Regions from separate parts of the Homo sapiens genome. Here region 1 is linked to region 2. Evidence: read pairs that join two places in POLR2A ChIA-PET (ENCODE). Cell type or tissue: OCI-LY7. All regions are shown on one strand.

What was found. Peaks named below come from ENCODE experiments on the same cell type or tissue, not always from the same donor. Only the 100,000 strongest peaks of a DNase experiment are listed, where the experiment ranks them.
Region 1: POLR2A ChIA-PET joins it to region 2 with 6 read pairs; 3 of 35 experiments call an interaction of 5 or more read pairs at or near these places.

The regions. Positions count from the first base shown.
Region 1 is chr6:5,705,921-5,713,920 of GRCh38, reverse strand. All of the region lies in intron 6 of FARS2 (phenylalanyl-tRNA synthetase 2, mitochondrial), which reads right to left. Among named protein-coding and RNA genes, the nearest start is that of FARS2-AS1, 250 kb to the right of the region's middle. In OCI-LY7, no CTCF peak of the experiment used is centred here; no DNase peak of the experiment used is centred here.
Region 2 is chr6:5,615,403-5,623,402 of GRCh38, reverse strand. All of the region lies in intron 6 of FARS2 (phenylalanyl-tRNA synthetase 2, mitochondrial), which reads right to left. Among named protein-coding and RNA genes, the nearest start is that of FARS2-AS1, 160 kb to the right of the region's middle. In OCI-LY7, no CTCF peak of the experiment used is centred here; a DNase peak (open chromatin) is centred at 3,952; H3K4me3 peaks cover 607 bases.

The DNA.
Region 1 (8,000 bases), 91 kb before region 2:
TTAAACATATGGACTAAATTTCATGTCTTTGGAGAACACAGTAGAGCAAGACGGCAATATGCTTTTCCACTGTTCTCTGGGGCTGCCACTTGGCTGGGGAGGGGCCGTGTTACACCTGGGCCGAATCATCCTGGGGCTCCTGCTCAAAGCGCCACCCTCCTGTCTGCAACAATGGCCTGTGCAAATATGCAAAAGCCCCTTTGAAAGCTCTGCGGTGCTGCTTAGCGGTGCTCTTTGCACCTTGAGCAATGCTCACTCACATGCAAGACCTGCCCATGGACACACCAGGATTAGCAAAGCAATCCGGAGTCCTGAATTTCTGTGGGTGCCTGCATTTGCTATGCTACAAGAGTAAGAGGTTGTCATTTATAGTGAAAAATAAAGGTGGTGTTAATTAAATTTATTTTCCTAAGCGTCAACGTCTCCAGACCTCTATTCCTTTTGTAAGGTGAGCAGGTCTGTCCTACAAAAGAATGAGCCAGAAATAAACTTCATTTTTCTGTGATAATATCCAGAATTCACACATTTTTAAGCATTTGCCAAAATAAGTAGTGATTTTACAATTGACTTGCATAAGCTCTTTGTATTCCCCTGGTTTGGAAATTGAAATAGAACTGGGTACTGTATTACTTTGCCCAGATACAACATTGACACTGATGTTTTACAACCAAAACGCTACCACCTCTAGGTACATAGTGTAACCTGACATACACTGTGTATAACTTGCCTTCTTCCCTGTCAAATGTATCCATTTCCAGGTCAAGTTAAAGAGAGTAAAAGTTTAAAGACAAAATCACAAATCAGCAGCTCCACCATAATGCCAAATTGCCAGGACCATTAAAGGTTTGTGACTGCACACTGGAGGCAAAGGTCAGGATAAGGTAGGGCACACACTGTACATTGTAACATGGCTCTTTCTCTTACTTCCAGAAAGCTTATCAGATGGAAGGATCACAACGGTGACAGTGAAAGTTCTACAGGTACGCTTTTTGTACACTCCATTTTAGATACAGCTAGGTGTGTCTACTGTGTGAGCTCCAGGACTAAGCATTCGTAACAGGTTCCTCTGTGCATGCCTGACTGTGTCTGTGTGACCACAGCAGCTACAGAGCAGTGATTTGGCAGTGTGAGTGCAGGAGCTCCCTAGGCCAAGCTGTTCAGGATTACAAAGCAAGGACGGCAAGGACTGGGACAGGTGGGGAGGGAGCTGGAAGACAGGCAGGTGCTGCAGCAGAAAGGCTGCAGGCTTTATGATCAGACGTGCCTTAGCTGGAAGCTTGGCTCTGCCGCTTTCCAGCTTTGTAAGTAGGGGAGTGAATTCGCTTCTCCTAGCCCTGTGTGTCTCACATGAGAAACAGGAACTGTCTACATTTCCGAGTTGCTGAGGAGATGGAAAGTGAACAGCAGGTGAACAGTAGGGGAAACGGTGGTTCTAAAAGGTGGGTGCAGAAGCCATGGAGGTCCATGCCAGGTACCCAGACCTACCCACTCCCTCATGGACACTTGCCACTCGCAAGAGACTGGGAGGCCTGGAAACCAGAAGGGTCCTGGACAGGCTGACTGCTTATCTCAAGGGATAGCTCAAGCTGAAGGCACTGAGTGGCCTGATTTATTTTTGTAATGAAGTAACTCAGGTTTTTCAATCTAAATTCATTATGTTACTCTATGGAGCCACTAACATCACTTGTGATATTAGGAAGGGCTGTCATAGTGAGGATGGAAAGGAGAAGGAGGTAAAGAATAAGGGGGAGGTAGCTACTTCAGCTGTGCTGTGTATTTTGTTTCATCTTGGTATTTTTTTAATATTTAAAATAATCTGGTAAAGTGAACGCTTTAAAAAATATTTATTGCCTTTGTTTTAATTATGTAATTAAGTTTATATAATTACTTTTTAATAAACTTTTTATTTTAGAAGCTTTAGATTTACAGAAAAATTGGAAAGATACTGCAGAGTCCCCATATTTCCCCCACTGAGGTTCCCCTGATATTAACATCACACATTAGCCTGGTACACGAGTATGTTAGTCAGAAGGAGTGAACCAACGTCACTACATTATTTTCACCAGCATCCACGCTTTATTCAGATTCCCTCACTTTTCCCCTGCTGTCCTCTTCCTGTCCAGGATCCCACACTGCATTTAGTTGTCATGCCTCCTCAGGCTCTCTTGGCTGTGACACCTTCTCAGACTTCCCTTGGTTTGGGTGGCATTGACTATTTTGAGGAGCATTGGTCAGGAATGTTGCATAATGGCCCTCTATTGACATGTGTCTTATTTTTTCCCCTTGTGATTAGACCGGGGTTATGGGATTCTTTTTTGTGGAAGATCGCAGAGGTTGAGTACCATTCTCATCACACCAGAGCTAGGGGACATACTGTCAGCCTGGCTTCACTCTTGACGTTGGCCTTGGTCACGTGGTGGAAGCAGTGGTCGTCAGCTTCCTCCACTGTGAAGTTACTTTCTTTCCTCCCTTTCCAACCCGTTCTCTCTGGAAGGAAGCCTTTATGTACAGCCCACACTAAAGCGTGGGGAGTTATGTTCCACCTTGTTGGGGGAAGAGTATGAATTACTTGGAATTCCTGTGCATGGGAGATTTCTCTCTTCATTCATTCATTCATTCATTCATTCATCCATCCCGCATTCATTTATATTGGTATAATCGGATGGATTTTTATTTTATACTTTGTGTTATAATCCAGCACTCTATTGTTTATTTTGCTTCTTACGTGTTCCAGTCTGGCTGTTGGAACTCTTTCAGTTGGCTCCTGTTCCCCTTTGACATTCCCCCATTCCCCAATATTGTGGCCTTTTTGGAGCACTTTCTTATTTTCTGGCATTATGAGATATTTGTATTATATTATTACTGCATTAACTATTGGCTTATATATTTCCTGGCCCAGTCCTAGAATCAATCACTTCTCCAAGAAGACTTGTAGACTTGCTTTTTAAGCTGTTAGCAGCTTTCAGTCCAGGGCTGTTTGTTCGCCACCATTGAAGTAATACCCTTCTGAGTATCATACCCAAAGTTCATCCTCCCGCGGCTGCTGGGAGCACAAACTATTCCCTGATGCACATGAGCTCAGAGATTTTTCTGCCTGTCCTTTCTGGAGTTTTTTCCGCAGTTGCCACGTGAGCCCCTATGCTCACCCATATATCGATCAGTGCCCAGCCGAGGACCAGGGGATCCTCTCCGGAAATCCAGAGCCCTCTCTCTGGGCAGCTCTTGCCTGTCTGGCACTCTGCCTTGAGAATTACAGATGCTTCCGCGTCCCAGATTCCTATCTCTGTCTTGTGAATTGAGAGACTCCTGGGCTTTGTGTGGGGTCCCCTCCCCGTGCTGTGGCCTAGGAAGCCCCCCGGGGAAGTGAGCGGGGGAAGCCGCAGGGCTCACCTCCATCGCTGTCCCTCTCAGCGACCACCGTCCTGGACTACTCTATGTCCAATGTCTGAAAACCCTTGTTGCACTTATTTTGCCTAGTTTTTAGTTGTTTAAGATGGGAAGGTAAATCCAGTCCTTGTGACTCTATCTTGGCCTGAGTAGAACTTCTAATTGACTCCAACATTTACTACACAAAGGGTCCCATTTAGCAATGAGACTGACTTTCCTGGGATGCTAAGTAGTCTCATCACAGTCAGTGACCCACAGTGAATCTCCTGACCAAGGGAGGGATGTGGCTTGGACCATGCTGCGTTGTACAGCGGCGCTCATCTGTCTCTATCACATATGAGGTTGCTGGTGGTGCAAAATGGGAATGCATTAGACTGAGAGGCTCTGAAAGCCAAAGGCCTTCCTACTTGCTCTCCAGGACCATCAGAAGGTGGCTGCAGGGAGGGCTGCTGGGCAGGCCCAACCACTCATCTCAGGAGACAAGGGTCTGCGTTGGCCAGCAGCCACCACGGGTTTTAAATGAAAATGGCCCATAGAAATGATATGCGTGGCAGCACAAGTAGCCTCAAGAGCCCAGGAGAACGATTAGTTTCACAGGAGATCCCCCTCATCCTGGGCAAGCTAAGAAGTGCAGGTTAATATGAGCACTCACCAAGAGCTTGAAAACCCACTTGGCTAACAAGGGTGGAAGGTGGAGAATAGGGCTGGGAATGCCCCCGGGCCTCTGCTCAGTATCTTTCCTTCAGCTCCACTACATCAGAATCTCACACACACACACGCGCGCGCGCACACACACACACACAACCCCACCCCCCCCAACATGCACGTGCATGCGCACACACACACACACACACACACACACCCTCTTGGAACATCAACAGGGGACCATAATTTTCTTCTTGGTCTCAATGTCATTGTCTTCCGATCTTAAGAAACTTTCCTTCTAAAACAGTGAGGTAGGCTTTAAAGATGTGCAAACCATTTTTTTTTTAAATCCAGGAACCTTACACTAAAGGAAAGAATACTTTCCAAAGGTGAGTGCAAAGAAAATTTTCTTCAAGCAGCTCACTGTGTACATCAGAGTTCCTCCAACTGGCAGATTTACCTGTAGTTTGCAGTAAGAACCACAAAGCCATCACCAAGTGAGTTAATGAGACCACATTCTCTGTCCTCCTTCAACCAGCTGTGAGGGCAGGTGCAGCTGGGATGGAAAAGGTGCCAAGGAGAGGCACTGCCCTCCTCTGCTCGGGCCCACCTGCCAGGCCTCCACTGTCCTGAGGGTAAGGTCCAGTCTCAGCATCTATGGCCTCAACCCCACCTTCAGTCTCATTCCACACCTCCCACCAACCACACCTTCTGGCCCACCCAAAGCAACAAAGCCCTTCGAGAAATGAAAATGTTTCTCCTCATTAAAAAAGACTTCTAATTAGCGAAGCAACCATAAATGACCGTGGAACTCCTTGTTTCAGACATGGAGCTTCTTCAAGACCTGTTTACTGTTGTTCACGACAAGGGAGGAAGTGTCCCATTAAGACAGATGAGGGCCAGCAACCCTGGCTTTAGAGTTAATTAATATATTCATCTTTAAGAAGGGAAAGGGTCTCTGATTTGGGAAGCTGAGGCAGGATGATCACTTGAGGCTAGGATTTCAAGACCAGCCTGGGCAACATAGTGAGGTCCCGTCTCTACAAAAAATAATTTAAAAATTAGCTGGGTGTGGTGGTGTATGCCTGTAGTCCCAGCTACTCAGGAGGCTGAGGTGGGAGGATGGCTTGAGCCCAGGAGGTCACAGCTACAGTGAGCTATGATAGTGCCACTGTACTCCAGCCTGGGCAAAAGAGCAAAACCCTGTCTCTAAAAACCATAAAGTGAGGGAAGGGTGTGTGGGGGTGTAGAAGGATTTGGGGGGATTGTCATGAGCTCAGCTTCAGCAGGAAGCCTGCTTTGAGTGGTTTGACCAGAGGCTTTACACTTGGTTGCCACTTACAGATCTCTGCTGGATGAAACTGAAGTAGTTTCCATGACTGAGCCCCCTTTTCACCTGATTCCCTTCAGGACACCTGCCTGGGGCCATAGCTGTGGACTCCCACAGCCTAGGGGACCACAGGACAAACTGGAGCTCACTGATCATGTAGGACTTCCTGAGTAATGTGTGAGCTGGCCAGTGACAGGTCCCCTTGGATCTCACATCCTGATAAGAGAGTGAAATGATGCTAAAACAAAGAAAAAAGAAAAATCCATCCAATGCAAGATTTAGGTTCAACCCATAAGGAAATCCCATCTCCCGGGCAAATCTAAGGAATGAAAATTTCTCACAAAATTAAGGGGCTATTTTCTACAATAACTGATCATTACCTCCAGGGCAATGTTGTACAAAGCTCTGCTACCCGGCCCTTCTACCACCCAGACAGTTCACTGTTCTACAACCACACCATGACTTTGAGGCCCACATGTTTTCATCCTACCCACAGTAGCCCCCTCTGACCTGTTCCACCTGGGGGAATTCTTGCTTATTCTCCAAGGTTCAATTCCAATGGCACCTTCCCTGTGAGGCAGTCCCTAAGATTCCATGATATTTGCCACAGCCATAAGGAATTAGTAGCCAAGCCTTTCTTCCCCGGGCTCCCACGGCGGCACCCCGCTGCTTGTTCAACTCCGGCCTTCTGTTTTGGACTGTGAGGCCCCGATGGCAGGGCCTGAGATTCATCCTGTCTGGGGCCCCGAGGCTACCCAGGGACAAGATGGGGCTCTGTGAGATGTGCGCCGGGGATGGACACGTGGACGGAAGGACGTGGCTGCTCCACACTGGCAGTGTAGGGCTTCAGGATTTTCAAAGTAGACTGGCATGTGTGCTCAGATTTGCCCTTCCCCTCCTGGGGAGGCAGAAAAGGTATTATTCATGCTCCACTCACAAGGATACTAGTGTTGGAAAATGTGAAATGAGAGGGAGCCTGATGCTGCCCGGAGTCCTAAACTAGACCCATACAGACTTGAGCTCTAGTTTTGGCTTTCCTCCAGAGTATTCTGGGTGACTGTGAGCAAGTCTGTGGGCCTGGGCTGTAAGGAATTATCTACAATATCTCTGATCCAGTTGCAACCGTCTACGCCTCCCCTTAGGCCACGTGTTCCTAAGTGGGGAAGCCTGAACTAGCACCAAGGTTTTCAGATGCTTAGCGGCTTGTGAAAGGCCCTGGTACCACTTTATTCTCAGGTGCTGAATCTGTTTTTCAAATCCATGTAATATTGGAATAATGGTTGGTCCTCAACTGGTAACGAGGAGTCGTTTTTATGAGTGAAACCCTCATTGCCAGCTCGGCTTGGGGTAGGTCCATGCTGCTAACTCCAGACAGGGATCAACAGGAAACTGCACAGACACATTCATTCCTTTCGGCAAATATGGCAACAAGATGATGATATCCAACAGGTCTCTAATAAAAGAATGCAGGAAAAGCACATATGGAAGAATAGAAGTGAGTGAGAGCAAGCAAGTGCTTACAGGTTCTGTGCTGATCGTGCCTCTGCTAAAACAAAAACAAAACATTTTGGTTCATCAAGGCGCGCTGGAGAAAGCTGAGCTGCTGCTGCTCAGACTCTATCACAGCTCCGCTGACTGTGACATGGAAACAACAGGAGCCCCATCAACGGATGGAAAGCTCGAAATTTCTCAGACCACATCAAAGTCTCACAAAGCCTTGTCTGAATGCTGTTCTGAGTGTTTCATTCAGCAATATTTGGCAAATCTCAAGGCTGGAGATGTAGCAATAGGATTAACAGAAGGAGGAGTTGCTGAATGCATTTCTCAGTCCATACACAAGGAGCAACAACACAGAAAGTTAAAACATGGCCAGTGATTCGCAGCTGGCTTGCTTGGGGTAGCAGCTGAAGGCCTCCTTCAAAAGCTAAATATGGTCTTCCTTGTAGGAAACCCAACAGTCGATGTAGCCACGAGTTTAAAAGAACCTCCCTGGGCTACTGTCAGGACTCCCAGGCAGGGTAAGTAGCACCTACCAGCCAGGCCCTGTGAGCCTCCAGTCCATAAGAAGTCAGCAATGCTGCCATGGAATGGGAAGGGGCCCTAGAGTAATGGGGACAGCACTGGCCAACTTTAAGATTAGAACTACTGACCACGAGCATACTATGTGGGAGAATCATGATGGTGATCAAGACTCAGCCCCTGCCCTCAGAGAGCTGTCGTCTAACACAGGAGTCCCCCACCCCCGGGCTGTGGACCAGTACCCGTTTGTGTCCGGCTAGGAAGCAGGCTGCGTGGCAGGAAGTGAGGGTTGGGTGAGTGAGCATAACCACCTGAGTTCTGCCTGTTGTCACATCAGCGGCAGTATTAGATTCTCATAGGAGTGAGAACCCTATTGTCAACTGCGCAGGCGAGGGATCTAGCTCGTGTGCTCCTTATGAGAATCTGATGCCTGATGATCTGAGGTGGAGCAGTTTCATCCTGAAACCATCCCCACCCACCCCATCCATGGAAAAATGGTCTTCCACAAAACTGGTCCCTGCTGCCAAAAACGTTGGGGACTGCTTCTCTAACAGATGGAGTAAAACAAATACGTCACTGCTGGACACAGAGGACTAAGATAATGATCACCAATGAGGAG
Region 2 (8,000 bases):
TCCTTAAATTGCAGGAATAACATGCATCATTTCCAAATGACAGTTTTATACAAAGTCTCATTCTGTTTCCCTTCATTATCCCAACTTCCCAGTTATATGCATTTGGCTGCCAAGTCCAAGGCTCCCAGTTGTACTGAGGTTATTCTTTATTTTAAAGTACAAGTTAGATTGACTATGACACTGGCTTTTTACTCTAATAGCTAACTCGTTTTTTGGAAACTGTCTTAAATTTTCAAAGCATTTCACATAGATAGTGTCATCTAGTTTTCCTAGCTACCATTTATGGATGACATTACTCCTGGTGGTAGATGAGGAAACTAAGGCTCCAAAAGTCCCAACATCACACATCTAAGGTGTGAAAGTCAGGACTCACCCATGCCTTCCAATTCTAAATTCTGAGCTCTTCCACTAAACTACGTGGACTCTACTTCTCATAAACTATTTCCAGTCATTGAATAACAGTTCCTCTAAGGAAGGAAGAAGCACTAGTTAACCATCCAGCAAGCATTATGTAGTAAGTCTCCCTCCACTGATATAAACATTGCAGGAAGACGAAAATGAGCTATTGTCTTAATCTGTTCCTGCCACTATACAAAGTAGCTTAGATTGAGTAATTAATACACAATAGAAACGCATTTCTCACGGTTCTGGAGGCTGGGAAGTCGAAGATCAAGGTGCCAGCAGATTTGGTGTCTGGTGAAGGCTGTCTCTCTCCACTTCATAGTTGGCTCCTCTTACTCATCCTCACATGGCGGAGGGACAAAGGACAAAAGGGACGAACACTGTGTCCTCCCCAAGGTGGAAGAGATGGAAGGAGCAGGCAGCTCTCTGAAGCCTCTTCTATAAGGGCACGAATCCCATTCATGAGGGCAGAGCCCTCATGACTTAATCATTTCCCAAAGGCCTCGTTTCTTAATACCAACACAATAGAGATTCCTGTTTGACATGAATTTTGGAGGAACACAAACATTCAAACCATAGCACTTACTATGCCACAGGCCTCTAAGGAGTTTCCATCATGTGGAATAGCCTAGAAAAGTTTAAATGCAAATAGAGAATAAAAGCTAAGAATGAGCCAACAATAAGCTGCAGTTACACAGAGTTCTACACATGGAGCTGACCGGTGGCAGGTCGGAGAAAGAGGAAGGCGGTGTAAAAAATCTGATGAGCCCTCCAGGTTGAAATTGCTCTGCCGAGGGCTTCCTGCTCTGGCGAGTAGGGCTGGGCTGTTTTATAAGTGGCCCCTAGTGAGATTGACAATGGATTCTTAACCCAACGGTGGTCCATGTGCAGGTGGCCCAGCACCCCAGGAGGCAGCCTGATGCAAGGGGATCTGCCTGAAAGGCATGATGGTGTTTAGCTCAGTCAGTCAGGCTATTTCCCTCCAGAATTTGCACTGGATAATGAAGCAGACTGGCTAGAAAAGACTGCAGGTAATGTAGAAAGAGAAGAGATGTTAATGTGTGTATGGTGGGGAAGTAGAGGATACAGACTGGCCAGCAGAAGGAAGGACAGAAACAGAGCCAGAGGCACCCAGAGGCTGAGGGTCTCTGGCCCTTAGACCTTCCCTCAGTTCTGAAGAGCTTTCCAGTTTTGATTCAGGTGTATCCTGAGATAAATTCCCTTTGTCTTAAAGTACCCACCATGAGTGGGTCTATCCTGGCAACAGTTTTTGGAAGCTGAGTTTCTATGACAGGTAGTTCACACACATTAACTAGAGTTGGGACTGTGTACATCCCATTCATAAGGGATTAGAAGGGAGACAGACATACACAGCTTGCTATTCGGTTTCCTTGGTAAACTTTCCCAGACTGAAGGCCTCTTTCCTCTGAATCTGCAGCCCTGGATGATGGGTACCTTCCATTTCAAGTCAATCAAAGTTTCCTGAGTGTTAATTACATGCAAGAAACTGGGAAGGCCATTCATTAGGCTTAACCAGCCTTGTTACATCATATTTTTTATTGCTATTTCACTTTTCGCATGTTATTTAGCTCCATAAAAACCGGGATCTTGGCCAGGTGTAGTGGTTCACACCTGTAATCCCAACATTTTAGGAGGCCAAGGAGGGAGGATCCCTTGAGGCCAGGAGTTCAAGATCGGCCTGGGCAACGAAGCAAGACCTCCATCTCTATTAAAAAAAAAAAAAAAGTTAGCCAAGTGTGGTGGCCTATGCCTGTAGTCCTAGCTACTTGGGAGACTAAGGTAGGAAGACCACTTGAGCCTAGGAGTTGCACTCCAGCCTGGGCAACAGAACAAAGCCCTGTCTCAAAACACAAAAACAAACAAACACCCCAGAATCTTGCCTCCATACCCTTATGACCCCACAGCAATTAGCCCAATGTTTTCCACAGCACAAGAACTCAAGAATCAATTGGCAAATGTATTTATGGCACATCTCTTTGCATGAAGTTTAAGGAAGGCTAGAAGTGGTGGTGCCTAAATCAGCAGCTACGTAGTTCAGGTGAAAGAGAAAATAAAGAAGGATGTGTAAGAACAGTAAACCTACTGACATATAGGAGAAGGCCGGAGGCCTGTCCACCTGACCCACGTGGCTAACTAGACCCTGGGCAGCATCTGACTCAAGTGGAGCCCATCCACCAACTGCCTCTGATCTAGCAGGAAAAGTTGAGTTGGGCTAATCCGGTCCCTTTGTTGAGACCATCAGAATAACACAAGGGACTTGAAGTTGGTGCTGATTGCTGGACAGTGAAGGTCATGTGGACTCGGGGCCCAGGTGGGGTATTCTGAACTCTGTATAAGACAAAAAAGAGCAGAAACGACATGGTGGGAAGGTGGGGAGAGACAGAATAAGTGTGAGAAAATGAAATGGAATAGGGAAGTGGTGACACCATGGAAAGAGTGAAGCTCAGACCCTTCAACTGCCTCAGTTCCTGCTCTTTCCAAAGCCTGGTTAATTTGTCCAGCTTGTCCTACATTTGAACAAGTGGGTCTCTCTGTTCCTTGGGACAAGAGCCCCCACTAGAACACCTCCTCCTGTGATGTGTTCTATCCCTTCTCCCCACTGCTCATAACATAAAATGAAGTACAATTTTATGAAACTTTTTTTATAAGAAGCATAAGACATTCTCCATTAAAGAAAATCCCAGTGGTTCTCAAACTGGGGGCAATTTTGCCTACCAAGGGGGCACTGGAGATATTTTTAGTTGTCATGTGTGTGCGTGTATGTGTGTGTCTGTGCGCGTGCACGGTAGGAAGGTTGTTACTGCTATCTAGTGAGTAGAGGCCGGGGATTCTGCTAAACATCGTATAATGCACAGGACAAAGAGTTACCAGGCCCAAAATATCAGTAGTGCAGAGGTTAAAAAACCCTCCCCAAGACCAAGGGATGACAATGCAAAGCATATACCAACTTCTCTATGTAAGGGCCGAAAACTCGTCTGATGCGCACATATGGAAAACAGTCATGATTGGGAAAATGTAAAAGTGTAAGAGCTGTTGTGTTCGGGTGTTGAGATGATGGGTGAATCTCATCTTTTCTATTTTCAAATTTGTATGCATTGGCATTTTTATTGGGTGTAATTTGACAAAGTGAAAATGAATGAACATATGGAAAAAAGAATGAAGAGAGGGAGACAGGAAGGAGAATGCACTGCTCCAGTACTGCAGGAGGAAGAGCTTTGACCAGGTCAACGTCCATGACTCATGCACACTGGGAAGCCAGGCCAGCCACACCGAGAAGGTGCCTCTCATGGTGAAGACCCTCTTGAGAATTCTGTCAGACATGGTCACAAGTGTTCTAGTCTACCCACTTAAGCCAAATTATAAAAAATGGCAAGTGATAGATCACAAAAGGGAATATAACCATGAGGAAGTTCAAGTAGGGATGAAGAGAACTGAGAGGCCCCTTTAGTGACCTGGGGTTGAGGGAGGAGCTCACCTCTAGCATCTCAGCTCTGACTGACAGTGCACAGACTCAGGAAGCCCCATCTGCGACTGTGAGCAGGAAGTGGCAGGCCAGCAGTCCCCGGAACAAGGAGTGAGTCTATGAGCAGAATCGGGTTAGGGGCATCAGTGAATCCACCCTTTCAAACCTGCCCTTGCTGCAGATACCTGGGGCATTTTTCACCACCAAACCCCTCCTTGCAATCAAAGGAAAGGGATGGTAGTAAAAAAAAAATTTTACTCCCCAATTCCCACTCTCAAAAAGGTCTGTCTTAAAGCCAGACCAAATCTGACCTATTAAGGTCTACTTTGTCTTACAGTCCATCTCCACAGTTCATAAATAATCAGCTGGCATCTCCAAATGAAGTGTTGGCAGCTAAAGGCAATGGCTAAGTTCCCCTGGGATACTCTTCACTCTTCCTCATACCCCATTTTGCTAAGAAATATTCTGAGCAACTGGTGTTACAGAATAAAACAAAAAACAACACCATAATTCCTTAAGGTGCATGAACTTGGAGACTGAAGATGATCAATGTATTCATATTACAAATGTGATGGAGGGGATATCAAGTTCATATACTGACATACATGATTGCCTTCTCAAGTCTCCCATTTAGTCAATGCATCATATAGTACCATATTCCAAAGATGTCAAAGGACATGGCAACCTGGTCCCCTTCCCTACAGGTAATCACCATTCTATTTTTTGTTACATTAAGTTTAGAACTACAAGAACTCTTCTGCACGTTAAGTGGCCCATAGATTAAGTGGCAAAGACCCTCTGGGAGAAGGTTCTAAATGACTGGCTGGAACAAAACGCCATTTTCTTCTAACCTGAACATCTATCCTCCTTCAGGGCACAAGCTGTTATTTGTAATCAAGAAAAAATTTCTCCATTTGTCTAATATTATGAAATTAGGCTCTTCTTCGGCAGTTTATGTCTCCCTGAAACATCTTGGGATCTGTTTTTGTTCAGAAAATAACATGCAACGTGTCTAACGACTTTGTCTTTCACTCAGTCCTATCACGTCTCACACTTAAGCATGCTTTGATGTTAGGCAAAGAAAGGGTCGGCGCTCTTTTGCACTATCAGGCTATATTTCATTTATATGTTTATGGAATAAAATAAATCTTGAGGTCAAGGTTCAAGGTCAGGAGACCATTCACTTCCTATCACCTAAGTAGTCAGGGACTTGGTGGGGAGATGGGGAGGATGGGCACAGGGTGCTCAAGGAAGGATGATCTCCCAGTAGAGGGTTTTGGAATTTGGGAGTCAGAGTCTTCAAAAAAAACTTCATGTATCCCCCTCCCCCAAATCAAGGGTTAGCAACCTACAGCCCATGGGCCAAATTCACATTCCACTGTCTGATATTGTAGTCAAAGCTTCATTGGAACACAACCAGGCTCCTTTGTTTATATTTTATCTGTGACTGCTTTTGCACTTGCAGACTTGAGTAGTTACGAGAGAAATCTTATGACCCACAACGTCAAAAATATTCACAATCTGGTCAGCCCTTGCCCTAGATACTTATTGAGGATCACTGCACAGTAAGCCATCATTACTAAATAATGTGTCCTTTTCCTCAGGTATATTTCCCAGTACTGTAATAGCTAGGTTTTGCTTTGGCTGTCAATAATGAGATCTAAAAAATAAGTGGCCTAAACAAGGTATTTCTCTCTCAGCTACAAGTCCAGGGCTGAAGTGACACAGATTCAAGCCCCAGGCTATTTCTTCTATGTTGTTGCTCCACTCCATACAGTCTCCATTGCCAAGTCCGCACCATGGCCCAAAATGGCTGCAAGAATACTAGCCATCACAGTCACAATGAAGTAGCAGGAAGAAAAAAGAATACCCTCAATTCAACTTTTAAAGAAACTTCTGGAAATACCACTAAACACATCTACTTACAAATCATTGGCCAATTTAGAAGTATAGACTTCTAGCTGAGTGGAAAATTGCTGAGCTAAAAAACCAGGTTTTTGTTATTACAACAATGGCATGAGGCAGAAGGACGGGGGCAGGGGGAATTGGATATTGAGAGATAATTAGCAATCTCTGCCACAGGAACCTTACTCCAATCACCAAGCCCCTTATTTCTTAATAAGGGACACATGCCCTTGGCAGCCATGCCCTTTGGCATAGCTCCAAAAAAATAGTCTATAAATATCTGTACAATATGTATTCAAGACATTGTAAGATCAGTGCCAATGAAGAATGTTTTCAAATTTCTAATCAAAAGTACTGTCTCCTTCAGAAGGAACTGAATAAGTTCACCTTTTAGCAGGTCAGTATGGGGTTGTGTGTGTATACCTGCATTAAGAGTATTTCTAATACTCTATTTTTTTTAGAAAAATATTTATTTTTTTCAGTGATTTTTTTTAATGGGGTGTCTGCCTGCCTGATCTGTCCCTGGGTCCACAGGACCCCAACACTACCCTACTCCCACTGCAGTCTTTCCAGTTAGCATGCCCATTCAGCATTCCCCTTGAACACTACCAAATTATCAAAAAGATTCAATGTTTACCCCCTCCTCAAGTGACATCTACCCCCCACATCCAGCACAACAGAAATTTCTCTCAGCTTCCTAGGTTTTTAGCATCTCTCTGTAACCTAGTAGGTTCTGAAAATCTCCAGTGCGAAAGGGTTACTCATCCCACTTTTGACGCTGGCAAGGGTGAAGCTACGGCCATATCAGAAAGTAAGGGACTGTGACCTCAAAAATTAAGAATGAATTCCAAATCCCTGATTCCAGAGTTTTCTGTAGGTTGAGCATCTCTAATCTAAAGATCCAAAATCCAAACTGCTCCAAAATCTGAAGCTTTCTGATTATTCAATATACATAAACTTTATTTTATGCACAAATTTTTAAAAATATTGTATAAAATTACCTTCAGGATACACGTATAAGGTATATATGAAAGAAATTTTGTGTTTAGACTTGGGTCCCATCCCCAAGATATCTCATTACATATATGCAAATATTCCAACATCTGAGAAGATCCAAACTCTGAAACACTTCTGGCCCCAAGCATTTTTTGGATAAGGGATACTCAACTTGTACTAAAAAAGAATGGGAAAAAATTACAAGTCACATGCCTTTGGCATATCAATTAGTACTCAGCAATCAGTCTTGTTCCAATATTTTTCCTTCTCTTCAAATGTAAATAACTAGACTTCTAGTATCAACATGGAAACTCCTGGAAATTTCTTTCTCACATAAAAGTCCAGGGCTGAATTGGCACTCCACAGCATCAGGGATCCAGACTACCCCATACATTCTATTTTCTGTAAAGTTAGGAGACAGATATCATCTGCAAGCTCCAAAATATATTTAAAGGCTGCCAACAGCAGCTGAAATCAAGTAGAAGCCAAATGAGAGGAAGTGAAGAGAAGAAACACACAGAGTGGCACATCTCAGAAAACTCCAGCAAAAACATGGTTTTTTTGTTTGTTTGTTTCGTTGTTTTTTTTTTTTTTTTTTTTTTTTTAAGAGCTATGGGTTACAATCTGAAGTGTAAAGTCTCTATCTCCAAGTGTTGATAATGGAGTAAGCAAAGGTAATTATTCTGTTTCTAACAAGTGTAGATTTGGGGTGGGAGGAAGACCTATACAAGAAAATCGAAGAGATGAGTCATGTTTAAAGAAAGTTGGTTTCTTGGCATTCTAGAAAAATAAAGCCTTAAGAGCATGAAAACAAGCTAGGTTGAATGTCTATCCCAGCCCCTGCCTGCTATGCCAACCCTCAACCTCCCCCTAGTCTTGTGCAAATAGCTGGTCCAGGAAACCCAATGCATTCAAATATGAGCGGCAAAAAAGCGATCATATGCACACCACTGACAGATCAATTAAAAAAGAATTGAGGGAAAAAAGAGGACAATGGCAGAGAAACAGAAAAGTCACAGAAAAATGTTGCCATTGGAGCATACGAAATTTCTGGCTAAATATTTTACAATCAATTTTTAAAATGTAGTGAAGCAATTTCTCTATGAAGGAAGACCAGAAAGCAGAAATAACTCAGAGAAGAGATGGCAAGAAAGCAGGGGGAGCTAAAATGTGAGCTTGCAGAACCCAGAACGGGGAGAAAAGCAAAGTAACT